2 separate regions of the Homo sapiens genome follow, and region 2 is linked to region 1. The links are chromatin contacts, found by Hi-C or POLR2A ChIA-PET in ENCODE. All regions are on one chromosome and are shown on one strand. Each heading gives the region's core, a stretch centred on a gene start or an enhancer-like site at or near the end of the contact. The rest is flanking DNA. Distances are from core to core; before and after follow the strand shown. Region 1 holds the start of LINC01391 (long intergenic non-protein coding RNA 1391). Region 2 holds the start of PISRT1 (PISRT1 lncRNA).

Region 1 (2,967 bases), core at 1-2,500:
CAATGCCAAAAATATATGCCCACTCTGCAGGCGAATGACAGACACACACACCTCCCACCCTGTCACCAATACACAACTGACACTGTACACACACATTTGCAGCAGATACAGACTACACAATTACTTGCCCATGGGCTAAATTTTCACGCTAGACAAAGCACAAACAGACATGCACACAGCAGGCTGCTTTCTGTTCTGCAACTCCCCTTAGCCAGATAGTGGAGCAGCCGGGCACCAAAGGCACCCAGACACCAGGCCTGACCAGCCTCTAGGGCTTCCTGCTCCAGCTGAGCCTCCCTCTCCATCCTGCTCCTGCCGGTTCCTGGTAAGCTCCAGTCCCAGTCTTGAGGTGATGCCCCCTGAGAATCCCCGTGGCTTGGTCTCCTGCCTTGTAGCCTCTCGCAGGATGCCTGTGGGGGGCGGGGGGCATTCTGAGCAGAAGCCACTTGGGCCCAACTATACATAACAGGATACCACCCTGAGGTTCCTACCGCCTGACCACTGGAGGGCTGAAGTGAGAGGCCTGCAGGCTCATTCCCGTGGCGCAAAACCGCTCCTGGCCCACCAGCCGGCCTGGACCTGCCGCCACATTGCTGGCCAGGCCCCGAGATAGACGGGGGGGGGGCAGTGAGGGCTGGGTGCGGGGTCTAGTCTCAGCTGAGCAGCAGCCCGCAAGAACCGGCGGATCTATCCTATCAGAAGTCGGAAGTCATCTATCCCATCAGAAGAGTGAAAGCCGACCACCCCCTAATCCGCCTGGGAGAACCAGACTGCAACCAGGTCAAACGCCTGTGTGCCTGCGCGGAAGCATGGATCTTAATTCGTTATTTGGGGATCTCAGTAAAGGAAGAGAGAGAAAGAAAAAAGACTAAATTTCTGCAGCCGCGAAGTATGTTCAATCCTTACTGAAACCTCCAAATCTCCTACCCATATCTCAAGGTAAATGAATTCTGACTATTAAAAATAATAAAGCAGTCACTTCTCACATTTGTACAGAGGTTAGCAGTTTGCAGCGCATTTCCACAACCAGAATTTTATCTATTAATGTTTGGAACAAACTCTTGGCTGTTATAGTTGACTCAAAATCGAAAAGTTTGAGAACAATAATAAAAACACAGCCAGCCCATACACCTAGTACAACTGTGTATGAGGTAGAATACAAACTTGAATAGGTACAAAAATAAACCAAGTCCTACCTACAGTCGCGCCTTGTGAACGAACCACGGCAGAAAAAGTCTTTCTGCTGACGTTAAACAGCCGCAACGGGCCAGTGATGACACAGAAAACAAACAATCCCAGGAAAACAAAGCAGCAGCGACAGCCACAAACGCCTGCCACCCCGGTTGCTCTCAATCTTTGTTTAACTCATTCTGAAAAAGATAAAATTTTGCTGAAAATCTTCCTCTTTTAACTAGCTGCTGAACTAAGGAGCGACAGAAATAAAGAAGTCCGTGTTAAAAGAAGGAACACAAAATTTATTCGGGAATCGACAAGGCAAAAAACAAAAACAAAACAAAAAAACACAACAAAAGTGCTCTAGTTCTCTCTAGAAAATTTGGTCCCCCAAACAACAAGCTACAGTACAACCAGGTCTATGGTTTTCGGGCCGGGCCGGCTCCGGGCCACAAGACCGCCTAGGTCGGCCGCTGCCGGGTTTCACATTTCTCCTTCCCAAGGTGGGAGAAGCAGGAGGTTTGAAAAACAAAAAGCAGGGAGGACGAGCCGTCCCAGCAGCGTGGGCCAGGCAGGCAGTGATCTCCCTGCCTCCAGGACTTGCATCGAAAGATCCGGGGACATTTGTTTTTGATTTTTTTCTTCAGATAGGGAGAGGGTGAAACTTCCCCAATTGGTAGACGAAACCATCTTTTATTGGATATATTCTCCTAACTCTGAACACAGCTTTTTGAAGGCCCAACAAAAACTCTAACGCAAATCTTCCAGAAGAGAAGATGAGGAATACTAAAGCTTTTGATTTTCATATTTGGATTTAGCAAACTCCAAGGCCACAATACTTCCCCGGTTGCCCGGTGAATTTTTTTTCCTTTTTTTTTTTTTAAATACTCTCTTAAAAAGTTCCACCGATCTTTCAAACAAAACATTAGCCAGCCGCCGGGGCCCGGAGGTGCCCGAAGCGACGGGACTGATAGCGGAGGAAACGCAGCCTCCCTCCGCGCCCGCCCGCGGTGTAAACCGAGTACAGGCCGTGGAGCCAGGCTGCCCCGGCTCCCGCTGGGTCCCAACCCCCGCCCCGCCTAGTGGGCCCCGCGGCAAGCGGCTTCTGAACAGCTTCAAGAGGGTTCGCGGAGCAAACACACGTATTGGTCCGTCCCTTTCTCGGGCAGCGCGGTCCCGCCATCAGTCCTGTCCGGCGCGTCTAGCCATGGACTGCACGGCAGTCGGGCGGGGAACGCGGAGAGCGAGCGCACCGACCTGTGAGAGAAGGCCAAGAGGTCTGCGCTGCCGACGCCCGGTCGCACCTCCGCCCCGGGCCCTTTCCGCGGTGAATTTGGGCAGGAGACGCTGGGGCTCCGGAAAGAGACGAGCCCAGTAGAAAGCGCGCAGAGAGGCAGCTTCAGGCCAGGGGAGTGCAAGGTCACAGAGGTCAGGGAGGTGAGCACAGGAGGACATAAACTGAGGGGACAAAGAGGAGCGACAGGAGCTTAGGAAAGCGAAAAAGCACAGAGGGACCCTGGGCGCTGGCTCCAGAGGCGGGCCCAGAGGGTGTGAGGTCAGGCTGGCGGCGGCGTCGTCGGCTGCGACCGGGGCCGGCGTCGCGCGTCCCTGCATCCTCGCATCCGTCTGCACCGGCATGCGGTGGGCTCTCAGAGATCGAGGCGCGAATGCAGCGCGCCGGTCTTGCTGTCGTGGTCCCAGTAAGAGCAATGCATCATGGCGAGCTCGGGCTGCCGGGCACAAGCGAACTGCAGGCCCGGCGCACTGGTGGGCGCGGGCGCCGGGGGCGCGGCG
Region 2 (2,931 bases), core at 174-2,673, 290 kb after region 1:
GTGGGTGTGTGTGTGTGTGTTTGTGTGTGACTGTTTTTTTTTTTTTTTTTTTTTTAAGCGATGCATGTTTTAAAGACTGGATCTGGCCATGACTAAAGGCTCATTGCTAATGCTGGGCCTTATTTCACTGACTGGAGTTCAGGCATATGGAAAATACCTGTTAGTTCAACTAAATACACCTAATATGAAAAATGGACTCTGTTCCTTGTGCTAAACAAATGCATTAACAAATTTGCATAATGTAAACTCATCCCTTTAATGACTGTTTGGCCCCAAAATATTGCTGGGGTTATTCTTTCCTCCTCTCCTCTCAGCCTAATTTTTTCTCACAGAGAAAGTGGGAAGGAGAATACTCTGGAATGAGACAGATGTGAGATCAAATCTCTTTTTTGTTTCTTGCTGTGTGATTACGGGCAGGTTGCCTAACCTCTCTGAGACCACAGTTTCTTTTGTGTGTAAAATGGAAATTGTATCCCTTTCTAAGGGTGATTTAAGAATTGTATGATATGGCCGGGTGCAGTGGCTCATGCCTGTAATCCCAGCACTTTGGAAGGCCGAGGTGGGTGGATCATGAGGTCAGGAGTTCAAGACCAGCCTGGCCAACTTGGTGAAACCCTGTCTCTACTAAAAATACAAAAAAAAGAAAAAAAAAATTAGCCAGGTGTGGCGGTGGGCACCTGTAATCCCAGCTACTTGGGAGGCTGAGGCAGAGAATTGCTTGAACCTGGGAGATGGAGGTTGCAGTGAGCTGAGATCGTGCCACTGCACTCCAGCCTGGGTGATAGAGCAAGACTGTGTCTCAAACAAACAAACAAAGAATTGTATGATATGATGGATATAAAGCACCCAGCTCAGACTTGTTTTGGCCACACTGACAGAGGAAGGTGAAGCTTTGAGGCATAAGAGAAGAGCCCCAGAATGAAGAAAGAAGGAGAATATGGCTTTATTCACAGCTGACTCACTTTGGGAGAGTCACGGCTTCTCTCTGGAACTCAGTTTCCCACTTAGAACATGGGGAAGGTAGAAGTGTGTGGAGTGTGTAGAGTGGTCAAGAGCCTGGATCAGGGGCTTAAATCCTGGCTGCCTTACCTTGGGCCACTTCACCGTGCTGTGAATTTCCTTCTCTGTCAAATAGAGGCCTTGTGCAAATTGTTTGAAAGCCTTTGCAGCAATGCTTCGAGTGTGGTGTTGTTTGAGTATCAGTGTTTGCCATTATTCTTATAACAAGGTTCTCTTTGGTCCCTTCTGGCTCTGTTTTTATTTATTTTTTTATTTCTACTTCCTCTGCCCTCAAATTTTCAAGGACAGGCTGATTTTTATTTTATTCTTCAACATTAAGGTAACTGCAAACATATTGTTGAAGGAAAATAAAAGGTACTTCTCAGGCTTTCGTCTGCAATAACTTAAAGAAAAGGACCCAGAAAAAAAAAAAAACCCAAGGACCCAGCACTGTCTTGATTCTGTACAAATGTTCACCTCCTTCAAAGAGGCAAGAAGGCAAGTCCTGCCAGATCTGATTGTGCAGACCCAAAGGATCTGATCGCCCGTCACTAAGGCTACTAATCAAATTTCCATCCAATATGCTCACGCAGGATTTCCTGATCAAACACTTAAGCCTGCCCCTCTGCACCCCCATTAGCTAACATGTTTTATATGCAGAGGGGTCATCAAAAGTGTAATTGCCTTAAAGAAACTTAATCCCGCATTCTTGTCAACTCAAAGATAACTAATAATGCTTGCTAGCTGATATTTTTCCAACATCAAGAGTGTACCAGAAATTAGGATCTTGTTCTTAATCTTCCTCACAGCAGATGTTGAAACCTAGGTGTACTGATATCTCTCACGGGCCAGGTAAAAGGATGAATTTTCTCTAAAATTAGCTGGCTTTTCTGGGACAATATGCTGCTGCCACGTAATGCTAGAAGACTGGAATAGGCTGTGGAGATCCAAGCCCAATGGTTTTTCCTAGTCAGTGTAACATTATTTTGGCTTCCAAGTTCAAAGTTTACCTGTGAATGCTTCTGAGGATATGGCATCCATTTTACATTTGAATACATTTAATCAGCTAACATTATGGAGTGTCTGCAAAAGAAGTTTGCTAGATGCCCGCCCGAAAAGAAAGCAAAGTGAAAGTACAGCACAAGAAAGGGATTATGTGAGTGTTGATTTTAATGTCAGTTATTGTATTTAATAAGGGTAATTAAAAACATTACATGCTTGATATTGGTTTATTATGTGGATATATTCTAAACATAGCATGTGCCTAACAATTCATTATTTTGCCATGCTTCACAGCTTCTAATATGTCCATTTGGTCAGTGTTTCAGGGAATTTTTTTTTCAAAAATTGAGATTTTTTAAAGCTCTTATTTCTAAAGGTGTTTCTCATATTTGAAGTAAGTTTTCTGTTTCCATTTTCAAATAATCACTATGTGATTATTTTATAATCATGTAGTATTCCCTTTAAGGGGAAAAACTTCCCATATCCATGTGCATACATGTACATGTGCCTGCCTGCACATGTGTGCTCGCGCATACACATACCTGCACGGACACATCAACAATGCCTCACTGGGATTTGTGGTTTGAATGAGAAATGGTCCCAGTCAGGCTGGGACAAGTAGGTCAGGAAATTTAACCTGACTTTCCCAACCCCAGTCATCACTGGCAGGGTCTGAAAAGGCCAGGTTTGTCAGGACTCAAGGATCCTTGGTGTCTGAGTGGCAAAACTGATTTGAGGTCCTGTCTGTCCTGTCCTAACATTTGCCCTAGACTCCTCCAAGTGGCACTAACTAACCCAGGCTTTTGTGCACAGTGCCTCCACTTGTGTGATTACCCCTGACTCCACTCCTGGATGAGGTCAGGGGTCATCTGCACAGACTTGTTCCACTACTTCGGCAGGACAAAGAAAATGTGTTCCTTGTGTTTACAG

The links. Hi-C counts contacts between places; a loop is a spot of excess contacts on that map. ChIA-PET counts read pairs that join two places held with the same protein, here RNA polymerase II (POLR2A). Pooled maps may share reads with other maps.
Region 2: a loop to region 1 is called in a map of ovary, with 3 times the contacts of the local background. The contact joins the promoter of PISRT1 here to the promoter of LINC01391 in region 1. A Hi-C loop is called at or near these places in 3 of 168 maps with a recorded cell type or tissue (all ovary) and 4 of 50 pooled maps. POLR2A ChIA-PET finds 5 or more read pairs at or near these places in 1 of 52 experiments (WTC11).

What each region holds. Positions count from the first base shown.
Region 1 is chr3:138,942,770-138,945,736 of GRCh38, forward strand. It overlaps LINC01391 (long intergenic non-protein coding RNA 1391), which reads right to left and starts at 1,251. Exons shown (of 3, transcript NR_121649.1): 1 at 1,197-1,251. FOXL2 (forkhead box L2) reads right to left here. Exons shown (of 1, transcript NM_023067.4): 1 at 1,455-2,967. The coding sequence ends at 2,823. RefSeq lists an enhancer at 1,754-2,343.
Region 2 is chr3:139,232,099-139,235,029 of GRCh38, forward strand. It overlaps PISRT1 (PISRT1 lncRNA), which reads right to left and starts at 1,424. Exons shown (of 1, transcript NR_027070.1): 1 at 894-1,424.